2 separate regions of the Homo sapiens genome follow, and region 2 is linked to region 1. A link is a contact called in ENCODE Hi-C data. All regions are on one chromosome and are shown on one strand. Each heading gives the region's core, a stretch centred on a gene start or an enhancer-like site at or near the end of the contact. The rest is flanking DNA. Distances are from core to core; before and after follow the strand shown. Region 1 holds the start of RNF114 (ring finger protein 114). Region 2 holds the start of SLMO2-ATP5E (SLMO2-ATP5E readthrough).

Region 1 (7,416 bases), core at 4,415-6,914:
TTGTTTAATCACCCCCAATCATCATTTTGGTTGCTTCCAGTATCTTCCTAGTGTGACAACGCTGTCCTGGATATCCGTGTGCATGTAGCTGTCTCACATGCATGAGGGTATCTATAGCAGCGCTGTCCAATAGATCTTCCTGCAACGATGGAAATGTTCTGTGTCTGATCTTTTCAATATGTAGCCACGAGTCACTTGTGGCTATTGAGCACTAGACATATGGCTAGTAAGACTGGGGAATAGAATTTTATATTTTATTTAGTTGTTTTGTTTTGTTTTGAGACAAAGTCTTGCTCTGTCGCGCAGGCTGGAGTGCAGTGGTGCAGTCTCAGCTCACTGCAAGCTCCGCCTCCTGGCTTCACGCCATTCTCCTGCCTCAGCCTCCCGAGTAGCTGGGTCTACAGGCACCCGCCACCAGGCCCGGCTAATTTTTTTGTATTTTTTAGTAGAGACAGGGTTTCACTGTGTTAGCCAGGATAGTCTCGATCTCCTGCCCTCATGATCCATCCACCTCGGCCTTCCAAAGTGCTGGGGTTACAGGTGTGAGCCACTGCGCCTGGCCTTTTTTTTTTTTTTTTTTTTTTTTGAGAAAGGGTCTCTGTCAGTCAGGCTGGAATGCAGTGGCACAATCATGTTTCACTGCAGCCTCGATCTCTAGAGCTTAAGCAATCCTCCCACTTCAGCCTCCTGAGTAGCTGGGACCACAAGTGTGCACCACCACACGTAGCTAGTTTTTTTTATGTAGAGATGGCGGGGTCTTGCTATGTTGATTAAGCTGGTTTCAAACTCCTGGCCTCAAGCGATCCTCCCATGTTGACCTCCCAAAGTGCTGGGATTACAGGTGTGAGCCACTGCACCTGGCATTAATTTTGTTTTTTTTTTTTTTTTTGAGACAGGGTCTTGCTCTTGCCCAGACTGGAGTGCAGTGGCAAGATTACAGCTCAATGATGCTTTGAACTCCTGGGCTCAAGCAACCCTCCTCTGAGTAGCTAAGACTACAGGCACATGCCACTGCACTCAGCTAATTTTATGTTTGTTTGTTTGTAGACAGCAGGGTCTTGGTACGTTGCCCAGGTTGATCTTGAACTCCTGGCCTCAAGTGATCCTCCCACTTATTTTTGTATTTTTTGTAGAGATGGGGGAGGGAGTTGGGGGTGGTGGGGTGTCTCACTGTGTTACCCAGGATGGTCTTAAACCCCTGGACAAAAGTGATCCACCCCCCTCAGCAACCCAAAGTGCTGGGATTACAGGCGTGAGCCACCATGCCCAGCCCTTTCTTAAATTTAAGCAAACAAATTTTAATAATGATGGCTGACTCCTGTAATCCCAGCACTTTGGGAGACCAAGACAGGAGGACCATTTGAGCTCAAGAGTTCGAGACCAGCCTTGGCAACATGGTGAAACCCTGTCTCTACAAAAAATTTAAAAATTAGCTGGGTGTGGTGTGCACGCCTATAGTCCCAGCTACTTGGGAGGCTGGGGTGGGAGGACGGCTTTTGCCCATGAGGTGGAGGTTGCAGTGAGCCAAGATTTTGCCATTGTCCTCCAGCTTGGGCAACAGAGCCAGACCCTGTCTCAAAAAAGAAAAAAAAAAGCCTAGGCAACATAGTGAGACCCCATCACTACAAAAAATAGAAAAAATAGCTAGGTGTGATGGCACATGCCTGTAGTCTCACCTACTCAGGAGGCTGAGGCAGGAGGATCACTTGAGCCTGGGAAGTCAAGGCTGCAGTGAGCTGTGATCACATCACTGCACTCCATCCTGGGTGACAGAGTGAGACTCTGTCTCAAAAAAAAAAAAAAAAAAAAAAAGGAAAGAAAGAAAGGGAGGGAAGGAGGGAAGGAACAAAGGAAGGAACGAAGGAAGGAAGGAAGGGAAGGAGGGAGGAAGGAAGGAAGGAAGGAAAAAAGGAAGGAAAAATTTAGGCTGGGCACAATGGCTCACGCCTGTAATCCCTAGCACTTTGGAGGCCGAGGTGGGCCGATCGTGAGGTCAGGAGATCGAGACCATCCTGGCTAACATGGTGAAACCCCGTCTCTACTAAAAATACAAAAAAAATTAGCCGGGCGTGGTGGTGGGCGCCTGTAGTCCCAGCTACTCAGGAGGTTGAGGCAGGAGAATGGCGTGAACCCAGGAGGCGGAGCTTGCAGTGAGCCGAGATTGTGCTACTGCACTCCAGCCTGGGCAACAGAGCGAGACTCTGTCTCAAAAAAAAAAAAAATTAATTTAAAAGAAATTTTTTTTGAGACTGAGTTTCACTCTTGTTGCCCAGGCTGGAGTCCAGTGGCTCGTTCTCCACTCACTGCAACCTCTGCCTCCTAGGTTCAAGCGATTCTCCTGCCTCAGCCTCCCAAGTAGCTGGGACTACAGGCATGCACCACCAGGCCCGGTTAATTTTTGTATTTTTAGTAGAAACAGGGTTTCACCATGTTGGTCAGGCTGGTCTTGAACTCCTAACCTCAGGTGATCCACCCGCCTCAGCCTCCTCCTGCTGAGATTACAGGCATGAGCCGCCATACCCAGCTTTTTTTTTTTTTTTTTTTAAAGAACATGATTCAACTGTATTGCTCTCTATAAGAAACTCACTTTATAGACTGGTTCTGAAAGGATGGAAAAAGATATTTCATGCAAATATCTTTTTGCGTGACCAAAGAAGAGGAGGGCTGGCAATACTAATATCAGAAAAATTACTTGTCCAGGCCGGGCACGGTAGCTCACACCTGTAATCCTAGCACTTTGGGAGGCCGAGGCGGGTGCATCACCTGAGGTCAGGAGTTTGAGACCAGCCTAAAAAATATGGTGAAATCCTGTCTCTACTAAAAATACAAAAATTAGCCAGGCGTGGTCGTGCATGCCTGTAGTCTCAGCTACTCAGGAGGCTGAAACAGGAGAATCACCTGAACCCAGGAGACAGAGGTTGCCGTGAGCTGAGATCACACCACTGCACTCCAGCCTGGACGACAGAGCAAGACCCTGTCTCAAAAAAAGAAAAAAGAAAAATTACTTGTCCAAAAGGTTACAAGAGATAAAGAAGGCATTGTATGTTAATAAAAAGTTCAATACAGCAAGAAGATATAACAATTATAAACATTTATATACCTAATAACAGACCATCAGAACATATGAAGCAAAAATTGGTAGAATTGAAGGAAGAAATAGACAATTCCACAATAATAGTTAGAGACTTCAATGCCCCACTCCCAAGAATAAATAGAACAAACAGGAGACAAGTAAGGAAATAAAGGACTTGAGCGACACAGTAAGACAACCAGGTCTAACACATGTACAGACACTCCCCAGCAACAACAGCATCCACATTCTTCTCAGGCACACATGGGATATCCTCCAGGATGGACCATATGTTAGGCCACAGATTAAGCCTCAAGAGATTTTAAAAGGTAGACATCAGCCAGCTGTGGTGGCTTAGGCCTGTAATCCCAGCACTTTGGGAGGCTGAGGCAGGAGGATTGCTCGTGCCCAGGAGTTTGCAACCAGCCTGGGCAACACAGCCAGACTTCATCTCTACAAAAAGAGACAGAAGAAAAGGAGAAAGAGAGAAAGATAAGAAGGAAAGAAAGAAGAAATAAAAGAGATCATACCAAATATCTTCTCCAAGCACAATTGGATAAGGCTAGAAATCAATATGGGGGGGTTAAAAAAAAAAAGAAATCAATATCAAAGGAAAACTGGAAAATTCACAAATTTGTGGAAATTTACACACTCTTAAAAGAACCAATGGATCAAAGAAGAAATCACAAGGGAAATTAGAAAATACTCAGAAACAGGCCAGGCTGGGTGGCTCACACCTGTAATCCCAGCATTTTGGGAGGCCGAGGTTGGCGGATCACTTGAGGTCAGGCGTTTGAGACCAGCCTGGCCAACATTGTGAAACCCTGTCTCTACTAAAAATACAAAAATTAGCCAGGCGTGGTGGCAGGCACCTGTAATCCCAGCTACTTGGGAGGCTGAGGCAAGGGAATTGCTTGAATCCAGGAGAGGGAGGCTGCAGCGAGCAGAGATTGCACCAATGCACTCCAGCCTGGGCGACAGAGTGAGACTCCATCTCAAAATAAATAAATTAATTAAATAAATAGAGAAAATATTGAGAAACAAATGAAAACAAAAACACAGCATGCCAAAATTTACTGGACACAGTGAAAGCAGTGCTCAGGGGAAATTTTATAGCTATAAGTGCTTCAAAATCATAGACAGAAAATTGCCAGGGCCTGGGGGTATGGGGATGGGAGGAGGGAAGAGGAAGTTATTGTTTAATGGGGACAGAATTTCAGTTTCAGTTTAGCAAGAAGACCAGAATTTTAGAGATAGCTGATGGTGATGATTGCACAATATGAAATGAATGTACTTTGTTGTTGGGGTTTTTTTGTTTTGTTTTGTTGTTGTTGTTGTTGTTTTTTGAGAGGGAGTCTCGCGCTGTCGCCCAGACTGGAGTGCAGTGGCAAGATCTTGGCTCACTGCAAGCTCCGCCTCCCAGGTTCAAGCCATTCTCCTGCCTCAGCCTCCCGAGTAGCTGGGACTACAGGCGCCCGCCACCACGCCCGGCTAATTTTTTGTATTTTTAGTAGAGACAGGGTTTCACCGTGTTAGCCAGGTTGTGTTTTTGTTTTTTTTTTTTTTTTTCAGACGGAGTTTCGTTCTTGTTGCCCAGGCTGGAGTTTAGTGACTGTTGGAGTGAGTGAGCCATCTTGGCCCACGGCAACCTTCGCCTCCCAGGTCAAAGGCTTTTCCTGCCTCAGCGTCCTGAGTAGCTGAGGCTACAGGCATGGGCAACCACGCCTGGCTAATTTTAGTATTGTTAGTAGAGACGGGGTTTCACCATGTTGGCCAGGCTGCTCTAGTACTCCTAGGCTCAAGCGATCCGCCCACCTCGGCCTCCCAAAGTGCTGAGATTACAGAAGTAAGCCACCTTGCCCAGCTCCTTTGTATAAATAAATGATATTGATTTTCTTCTTGCAGCTCAGGAATTAGATCTGTTATTAGAATTTGCTTAAATTTAAGAAATGGCTGGGTACTGTGGCTCACCGCTGTAATCCCAGCACTTCGGGTTGCCGAGGCAGGCGGATTGCTTGCGTCCAAGAGTTCGAGGCCAGCCTCGGCAACACAGTGAGACCCGCCCGCTCTCTGCACCACTCCTTCCCCCCCTCCTTTCCCCGTCTCTACAAAAAATACAAAAATAAATAAATTAGTCCGGCATGGTGGTGACTGCCTGTGGTCCAGCTACGCAGGAGGCTGAGGTGGGAGGATCGCTTGAACCCCGGTGGTCGAGGCTGCAGGGAGCCATGATCGCGCGCGCCACTGAACACCAGCCTGGGCGACAAAGCAAGACCTTGTCCCAAAATAGATTAAATAAATAAATAAATAAATTTAAGGAAAAAGCAACTTGATTCGAAGATAAATAGTGATAGTGCAAGTGGTGCCGAACTAACGATAAATTTGGAAAACAGCGGCCCACGCGCAGAGCCCGTCCCAATTCTGGCAGCCTTTGGATTTGGCTTCCACGTTTTCCAGATTTCCCTCGGCCTCTAGCTCGCTTGCGTCAGAGGGGCCCCGAGGGGCGGCCCACCCGCTAGCCCCGCCCCCAACCGCTCACCGCCCCGCGAGCCCCGCCCCCTCGGCCTCCTCCTCATCGGCCGCCGTTGCGCGGCGCAGAGCGGCAGCAAGATGGCGGCGCAACAGCGGGACTGCGGGGGTGCTGCGCAGCTGGCGGGGCCGGCGGCGGAGGCTGACCCCCTAGGACGCTTCACGTGTCCCGTGTGCTTAGAGGTGTACGAGAAGCCGGTACAGGTGCCCTGCGGACACGTGTAAGCGGCGAGCCCGGGCCTGGTCGGGGGGCGCTTAACTGGGAAGGGAATGGAGCCGAGGAGCGAGATGGGTCTCAGGGCGGGAGCCAGAGGACCCACCCAGAGGGGCCTCCCGGGGGTGTCCCCCGGGGCTCCTAAGGGCCGTGAAAGCTGCCGGGGCGCTCTTCTGTCCCGCCCCGCTCACTCCTAAGTATCCCGTTCCTCCGCCCGTCTTAGCGGGGCAGCTGCTGTCTGTTGAGCGCCTGCGATGTTCCAGGCGGCCTGTCAGTCTCCTTCCCACACGTGATAGTGGACTCGTGCCCTGCGGGGACTTTAGGCTCCGAAGTCCGCCCTTGGAGAGCCGACGTTTCCTTTCTAGTCCACGTCGCTCTTAAAGCATAGGACATTTGGCGTCGTGTCTAGCTGTGGCGAGTTATTCTACTGTGCACTAAAGTCGGGAGAAACGCTGAACTAGACTAAAACAACAAAAGGGAAGTCTTTATGGGGATCTGGCCAGTTTGCCCTTAGCTGTGAAAGGGGGGTGGGAGTTGGCAGATGGGATTGTTAGCATTCTACTTCCTGTGTAGGAGGTTTGTTTCTTTCAGTTTTCAATTAAGCCTTCATGACCTGAATATTGTGAATAGAGTGGTTATAATGATTAAAGCAGATATGTGTATAAATGTCCAGTCCAGGTCCTGGGCTGTGGCCGGGGCTTTCGAGGTTGGTCAGGTTGGTCGATTTGAATCTAAGCCTTGTTCCATCAGACGCACAAACACATCTGAGTTGAAAGAATTGTAGACAACGTGGCCACCTGCTTCTTGCCTCAGAATTGGCTTTTCCTCTGGCCCCTCTCAGTGCTTATCGTGGGATCACCTTGGCATTGGTCTTGGCAGCGGGCACAGTAGCCATTGCACTCCATGGGCATTATTCTATAGCCACCCTGCAGCGGGGGAGGGTTGGCAGCCATTTTACAGGTGAATACACTGAGGGTCCGAGGCTCTCTTAGGGAAGGGTCACCGTGGCCTAGCTCTTCCCAGATGTACTGCAGGTGACCATTTCAGTAGTCCAGAGAACAGTGCTTGGCACCTAGCTGGCTGCTTTTTGCTTCATCATGTTGCTTTAGGCTATTCATCTTTGCAATTCGGTTAGCCTGGAACTCTTCCCCCCACCCCTCCCTTTTCAGGCTTCAAGTCCCAGGTTAAGTTACCTCACCAAATACCATCCCCATCTAAATTACTTCCCCCACTTCCTTTCTGGGACTTAACTTCCTTCTCCTTGCTTGCACAGAGCAAAACTTAACAGCTCATGACGGAGTGGCCATATCTTTATTGCCCCTGAACTGACTGGAATGGCCTCTGTGTGCCAGATTTTGGGGTAGACTCTGCCTTCAGAGTTTACAGTCCAGTGAATTGATTATAAATAAGTACCAATGACTGGTCAAACTATTGTAAAAATTCATTCTGCAAGTGGGAGGGTATTTCAGGGATCACACCTCTGTGCGTGGGGTGAGTGATCAGGTAATGGTTGAATGAACTAATAAGTCGTGTAAGCAAGCTTCACGAGAGTTGAAGTGGTCTTTAGCTTTTTCATTGAATCCACTTATCCTTGGATCAGATT
Region 2 (7,318 bases), core at 4,001-6,500, 9.1 Mb after region 1:
GTTTGGGGCAACATGGCAGCTAGAAAAAGGAGAACTCAAAGGCATCTGTCAGTATCTTCCTAGAACAGCCCAAGGGAGGGGGCACCTCAGCTTCATTCTCCAGACAGAAAAACAGCGTTCTTACGATGGAGGCTCACACGTCAGTGTCCACTGTCACTCCCTGTGCTATGACCCCAAGCCCACCCCCTGACCCTGCTCATTTCTGTGTCTGCACTATGGTTTGCATAAGGAGGCAGTAAGTACATTCCTATTGAAAATGTGTACTTTAGTTTTCTTAGTGAACCTACTCTCCATAAAGAGACCCTCTAAAGAAACCTGGATCCACTTATTATACCAGTTTTCTCGCATTATGGTAAACTGGCATTTTAGTTTCTTCCTGGTAAAATCTGCTCACTAAAGCCTGCTCATTCTTAAGGGAATAGAATTGTTTCTAAATGTACAGGAAGGAGTTCCAGACCTTGGAACAAATGTGGCAATAACAAGTCCGAGAACATAGTCCTTACTTAATGTACACAACCCACCACTGACCACAGAACTGTCACCTAACAATTATGACCAGACCATTACTGCCAAACCTTAGTATTGGTCTCAAGTTGCTGGCAAAAGCAGAAAAAGCAGAATAGAACTCCTTTCAGATCACACGGCATTAGCTGGCTTCCTTAAGAAAATTTTATTGGGTGCCTTCATGAAGACTGTAATAATATTTCCAATTCATTATACACTCATAATTCAAGTTTATTATAATACAACTTGAACGGATGCAAAAAATGACATTCAGAATCGGCTCCCACAACCTATTTGAAAGTATAATGCGGTTTAGAAAACTTCTCTACAGCAGTCACATTTCTCCGGGAATAAAGACACACTTACAGACTTCACAATGGAAGGCAGTCCCCACTCTGTGCTGAGAAGTCTGTGGCTGTGCAACTTTCCAGAGGGATCTATATGTCTGTCCAACACATCAACTCCAACCACACTTGGGTTCATAGGGTTTGGGTATTTCTGCATTGCAGCTGTTGTAACAGTTTCCCACGGGTGGCTGCCGATGTGAACCAAAAAAAAAAAAAAAAAAATTCAGACATTTAAAATTATGCATATGAGTTAAACAATTTTTATAATCTATCAAATCATTCATTACAATGTAAGTTTAATGAGTTTACCTAGGAAAAATTACCTTCTGAAACACTGATGATTATGGGAAACTGATCTACATTTTTAACAGGCTTCAGTATTTTTCCACAATACAGGCTATGTAAAAAAACTCATATCTATAAAGATCAAAGCAGTCTACACCATCTTTCCTACTTATCCTTATCCACTTTCACATGTAAATTGTTTCTAGGAAGAACCAATGATTCATGAAAATGTATTTAAAAATTATGTTCTACTGAAACAAATAGCCAAAAGTATCATTATGCCATTTATTATTTTTTCTGACCCCAATTCTATCAGTTTATACGGAAGTAACAAAAGTAAAAGAGTTTATGGGCACTATAAATTCTTACAGGGATCACAAAAAGATCCAAAGCATTGATTTAATTATTGAACTTTCCCTTCATTTTAATGTAATACATAACAATGGCTCCTCCAGTCAATCTTTATCTACTGTTTTTCTCAAAAGAGTGATTCTGATTTCTGTTTTGAAAAGGTCACTCAATATAATAAAATGTCCTTAAGGTGCACTCCTAATATACTATTTTCTAATATTCTCTTTTAATATAATAAGCACTTGCTTATCACCTAGTATTGAAGTGGTAATAATATCACATCACTTGAGAACTTGCAGTATCTTTATTTTCTTCAAAAAGGCACATGTGCTTGGATGATTCAAAATGTGATGCAACCTTTGTTCACTTCACAACTTCTGTGAATAAGACACTTGTACAAAAAATATCATTTTCAAAAGGACCCCTTATTAAGTACAATCAGTATTAAAGGTGACTTAGTCCACCTGCAGTCTGATTCGGATGCTTTCTACACTACTTATCTGTGCTCTCATCTTCATTTAAAGGAAAAAGACAAGATCTGGGGATGATGTTCAAGCCACAATGACTGTTAAGCCACACAGCATTACTTTTTATTTTTCTAAAAGTAAAACAAGTAGACATTATTCCAACCTTTTAGAGAACTCAGATTGACAACTACATCTCGTTGACAAAAGGAAAATCTCAACTCCATTAATTTCCCAGAACCCTGGACAACCAGTGACATCATTTTTAATGTTTTCATTATAATATTCTTTTCTATACAATATTGTACCAATGAACCTCATTCTGTCTTTAGTCTCCAGCCTTATCCAGCAATCAATGCAGGTATATAAGCAGAGTTGCTTCATCAATCTGAAGTGTCCCGACAAATCGAAGCATACAGGCCAAGCACTGATTCTTACCAAGGCAACTCTCTAAAATGAAAATCAGATGAACCCTCCCCAGGTCTCCATCCAGTCATATGCCATGGTTAGCTGGCTTCCATGCCCTTACCTCTTCCCCCAACCCTCTCTAAAAAATTAATAATCGCATGACTTCAGGGTGGTTATGCATTATTTGTAATTTAGTCCATCTCTCCTTTCTGAACCAACTTGAAACCACTGATGTTGACTTAGCTTGGCTCAAGATTGCTTTATGAACCATAACCAGCTCAAACATTACAAACAATACTTATTATGATTAATCTTCCAGCAATTAATCTGAGCTGTATTAACATAATTACGTGGAAAAGATCTCACAATGGAAGACATTCAAAGACCACGCCAAAGTAGAATCAGGAGGACCTGGCTATGGCTCACTGACCGGTCCAACTTCTTCACCTTTGAAACGAGGTGAGGACATTATTAACTCCACTGGCGCAGCATCGAGGTCTTGATTTACTTATGAAAATGTAATCAATCCAAAGAACAGTGGCTGACACATACTGGGCATCTCTATAAGTTGAAGGAATCAATGAATGACTTCACCTGGATGCCAACTATAGGCCTCAGAAGAAAAGTGTTGGAAAATCAAAGACAGATAAGATGTAGAATGATGACTTAGACATTGTTAGAGAGTGACATCCTAAAGATCAGAAACAACGCTCAGATTTGTCAGGGGAGATGATGACTTCAATTTCAGACAGGCTGAGTTTTAAGGGCCTGTGGGACACGAGGGTAGCAATGCCTAACAGGCACCTGAAAATGAAAAGCGGAGCTCAAGAGAGGCTGGAGCTCAAGGTACAGATCTGGGTGCCATAAATGTATACCTATCATTTGGGACTTTGACCAAACAGCTCAGATTATGTGGGGAGAAAGCACGGATCAGGGCTGCTTCTCCCAGGACAAAAAAAAAGTCTGTGACGAAAAGAGAAACAAAAAAGAAATTAAGATCACAGGTAAAATCCAATATAGGAAGGCCAACACAGAATCTCACTGAACATTTACACTGAATGGGAAAAGACAGGGAAGCGCTGAAGACAAAGGCAGAAAGAGTGTAGAGGGAAGGAGGGGATGAGCCAGGAAGAAGAGTTAGGGAAGATATGGGAGAAGACAGTTCTAGGGAGACTGAGTGCCGAGAACCTCTGAAGCATGCAAACCCAGAAGAGGACTGAAGCATGCAAACCTGGAAGAGGACTGAAATTAAACATCCTCGGAGCTGAAATGGACTAGTGATGAATGCGACCAGGTTAATGAACATCTAAATGACCACAAATTTCGGGTCTTTTTCCTCCCAAAAAGACTAAACAGTAGGGGGAAAAGAAAGCTTCCTTCTGATTCCAGTATTCTATACTTTGCAGGATACAGCAGGCCCTAGGATGTGTCCCACTGAGTACAAATGCGGACAACGTTTTAAAAGTTGCCTTCAGAGGCCGGGCACAGTGGCCCACACCTGTAATCCCGGCACTTTGGGAGGCCAAGGCGGGCGAATCACCTGAGGTCAGGTGCGACCTGACCAGGGCGAATCACTTTGAGACCAACCTGACCAACATGGTGAAACTCCGTCTCTACTAAAAATACAAAAATTAGCCGGGCGCGGTGGTGGGCGCCTGTAATCCCAGCTACTTGGGAGGCCAAGGCAGGAGAATCGTTTGAACACGGGAGACGGAGGTTGCAGTGAGCCAAGAACACGCCACTACTCTCCAGCCTGGGCAACAGAGCGAGACTCTGCCTCAAAAAAGAAATTTAAAAAAAATTTGCCTTCAGAGACAGTTTTAAAAACATAAATGGCTTTGTAGCATATTTATTTACAAGGCTATACTAATTAAAACAGTGTGGCAACGACATTAAGATCAGCGGAACAGAGCAGGTAACTCGGGAAAAAAAAGGATTTCGCTGCTTAAATTTGTGGCTCTTTTGTAAATGGAATCAGGGACCTAGAAGAGAATATAATTCTCCACATCCAACTGGTTCAAGGCTTAGTTTCGTTAGTAAACAGTTCACATTATCCAAAAAGATGTTCCTGAACGTGGCCTCAAAGAGCTAACACGGGTAGGCCCTGACGATCGTCCTTTTCCATCTCTCAGATGAAAATGGGTAACCCAGGGTCACACGCTTGTTACAGCCAGAGCTAGACCTTGAATTCCAAATCCAAGGCTCTGCTGCGTAGATGAACGAGTTGTGAAAAGGCTTCACATCCTGGTGGTCAGAGTTCACCCGAAATTCACATTCGAAGGTAGAAACTCCACCCAAACGGCGGCCAGGGAAAGTACACTCTGGAGAAAACCAACACCTCCCTCTTGGGATCCTCGGGTCCACGTCCCAAAGTGGTTTCACAGGGCGGGATGGGGCAACCCTGAGTGCTGTCAAGGGCTTCGTGCTCCGCGACGCCCCCAGGACCTCAGGAGGCCGCCGGCCCGAGGCTACCTCATGGTGGGGGACAGCCCGGAAGTGACCCCGTAGCCCTGCCGGTCGCAAGGCCGCCTGGGTCTGGAGGTCGGAGCCGTCCCCTCGGCTAGGGCGCCTCGGGGTCGTGACCTTGGTCTGCCCTCCGTGTCGCCGGGGCCCGCAGGCTTCAGAGTTCGCTCCCCTCGCTAGGCCCGACGCCTAGAAGCCTCCTGCGGGCCGCCTCTGCCTCGCCTCTACTCCAGGGCCGGCGTGCCTGCCCTCCACGGAGCCGACCCGCGCCCCAAACTTACTCAAAGACGTGCTCCGAAGTCCAGATCTTCATGGTGCCGGCACCCTGAGAGATGTCCGGGTAGCGCCAGGGGACAACGAGGCACAGAGGCTACACCTGCCCCTGCCCCGCCCCCAGCACCCCAGCCGGCGGCGCAGTGCGCAGGCGCTGTCGGGCCCGACGCGAGGGACGTCCAGACGCGCGGCCCCACGCCCTATCCCGGCCCGGGTTTTGCCCCAGCCTTGCGCGCGGCGCAAGGAAACCCCGCCTCTTAGCGCCGGGCGCATCGCGCCGGCGCAGTGCCGCCGACGGCAGCTGGAGGGGCCGGCGCGGGCGCTGTGCTGCGCAGGCGCGGCGGGCTTGTAGCGAGCCTTGACCTCTGGGCAGAGTTGGGTCAGGTCCAGGAGGTGCCTGCGCGCCCGCTTGGCCCTCCTTGTCCTTCTGGCCCAGCACATCCTCGCCTGGCATTTCGAGGCGTGTGGACGCATGCGGTCAGCCTGCTGACATAGATGTTCGTTGTGGTGGTCACTTGTGCAAAATTTCCTGGTGCCCTATAGAGAGTTCCAGCCACCTCCTGGGTCAGCCCGGGCTGTTTTCCCAAATCCACCAGCCACCCAGCCGATCAGCTGGGCCAGTCCCACCTGCCCGCCAGGAGCTTGCAGCCCTCGGAGGGGATAAATAAGGCGTGACGCGGAGAAGCTAACATCAGACCTGCCCATGAATAATACCCCTACGAGGGATGCGGTCCGGAAGCACGGTGCCAGGGGTCGGGTAGAAAAGCTTCCTGGCCGGGCACACCTTGCCCTAGGTGCATAGGATGGATCTGAGCTGAGATGTCTCTCCCAGAGAGACTTCCCTCGTCACCGTTTCTCACCTTGTTGCTCTGCTCCGTCACAATATCCTGTTGCATTTTTTATAGCACTTACCCCTCTGACATCATCTTGTTAATTTATTTGTGAAAATTCACAATCGAACTGAGTTCTTGAAGGCAAGAATCTTGCCGGTCTTGCTCAAAAATCATCCTCAGTGTCTCCCATATAGTCAAGGCTCAATGACTACTTATTGAAAAATGAAAAAAATCAATAGCTATTTGTGGGATGAATGAATTAATGGAGTCATCTAGTTTATTTGTTGTAACTTCCGCTAGACTGTAAGCCCCTGAGGGCGAGGCTCTTGCCAGACTTGTTCAGTGATTTCCCCCTTCCTAAATGACAATTATTTGTTGCATCAATGGATGAAAGAATGACTAAGAATTGCTGGGGCAGGAGGAGGTGGCATGTGGTTTCATTCAGAGATGAGCCTTGTCCAGGGAACAGACTGCCTGGCTTAGCTTTCAGAATATGGCTTCCCACCCTGCTCTCCTGCACTCTCCACAGCCGTCTACCTCCTAACAGAACAATTTGCCATTTTCAATGAAGGTTATGGAGGAAAATCTTTACATCTAGTTACTTAGAAGCTTGTTAGAAGGACCACCTCATTCTTGTTCTTAGCTTGTTTGATTGTTAAAGACAAAAAGCCAGGTTAATTTAGGAGGGAGGATAATTTTTCAAAATAACATAAGTCCTTTATACAGGAAAACAAAAATTACATTAGACAGGAAGGAAATAATATGGTTGGGTAGTTGCTAAGTGCAATTTGTGGTACCTGAGATTTTCTTTTTTTAAACCTACAGTACTTAAGAGTGATTTCTTGGGGAGGTAATGCTTTAAGGGCTACTGAGAGTACCTCAGCCTTGACTAAGATGCAGTTAACGTCGCTGGGTGTTAAAAACACTGGTTCAAGAACCATCAGCACAGAACAGCCTGTCCCTGCTATTCCTGGAGTTCCATGAGGCTGTTCACCATTCAGCATTCCTGTTCTGTTTATTTTAGAGAACATTATTCTGCTCTCAAGTTCAAAATTTCTGTGTTTTAGTCATGAAAATTAAATGACACCTATCTCCCGTGCCCCCAACACACATACTATATCAGTCTAATTTTACTTACTAGATCTAGAGTGGTGGGATGGGGCATGGAAAGATGGAGATCCAGGACCCAATTGTCTTCTCTGCGTGTCTCCTCATGGTAGAAATAATACCACCTCTTGCTTGGATTTGGAGGGTAAGACTTACATAATGATTATCTCCTGGAGACTCTGTTAGGAGACACAGAGGAAGCAAATTAATGGTTTTTAGATACCTAAGCACTGCATTACTTGACAGTGCCTCTCACAGAAACAGAGAAGTCATTAACAACAGA

The links. Hi-C counts contacts between places; a loop is a spot of excess contacts on that map. Pooled maps may share reads with other maps.
Region 2: a loop to region 1 is called in a map of CD8-positive, alpha-beta T cell, with 37 times the contacts of the local background. The contact joins the promoter of SLMO2-ATP5E here to the promoter of RNF114 in region 1. A Hi-C loop is called at or near these places in 2 of 168 maps with a recorded cell type or tissue (CD4-positive, alpha-beta T cell and CD8-positive, alpha-beta T cell), 1 of 37 single-sample maps with no recorded cell type and 9 of 50 pooled maps.

What each region holds. Positions count from the first base shown.
Region 1 is chr20:49,930,733-49,938,148 of GRCh38, forward strand. RNF114 (ring finger protein 114) reads left to right here and starts at 5,665. Exons shown (of 6, transcript NM_018683.4): 1 at 5,665-5,820. The coding sequence starts at 5,681. RefSeq lists silencers at 3,227-3,427, 4,866-4,945, 5,512-5,701, 6,160-6,454, 6,740-7,034 and an enhancer at 5,314-5,919.
Region 2 is chr20:59,037,596-59,044,913 of GRCh38, forward strand. It overlaps SLMO2-ATP5E (SLMO2-ATP5E readthrough), which reads right to left and starts at 5,251. Exons shown (of 6, transcript NR_037930.1): 1 at 5,104-5,251. PRELID3B (PRELI domain containing 3B) reads right to left here and starts at 5,191. Exons shown (of 6, transcript NM_016045.3): 1 at 5,104-5,191; 2 at 871-1,039. The coding sequence starts at 5,135. RefSeq lists a silencer at 5,109-5,508.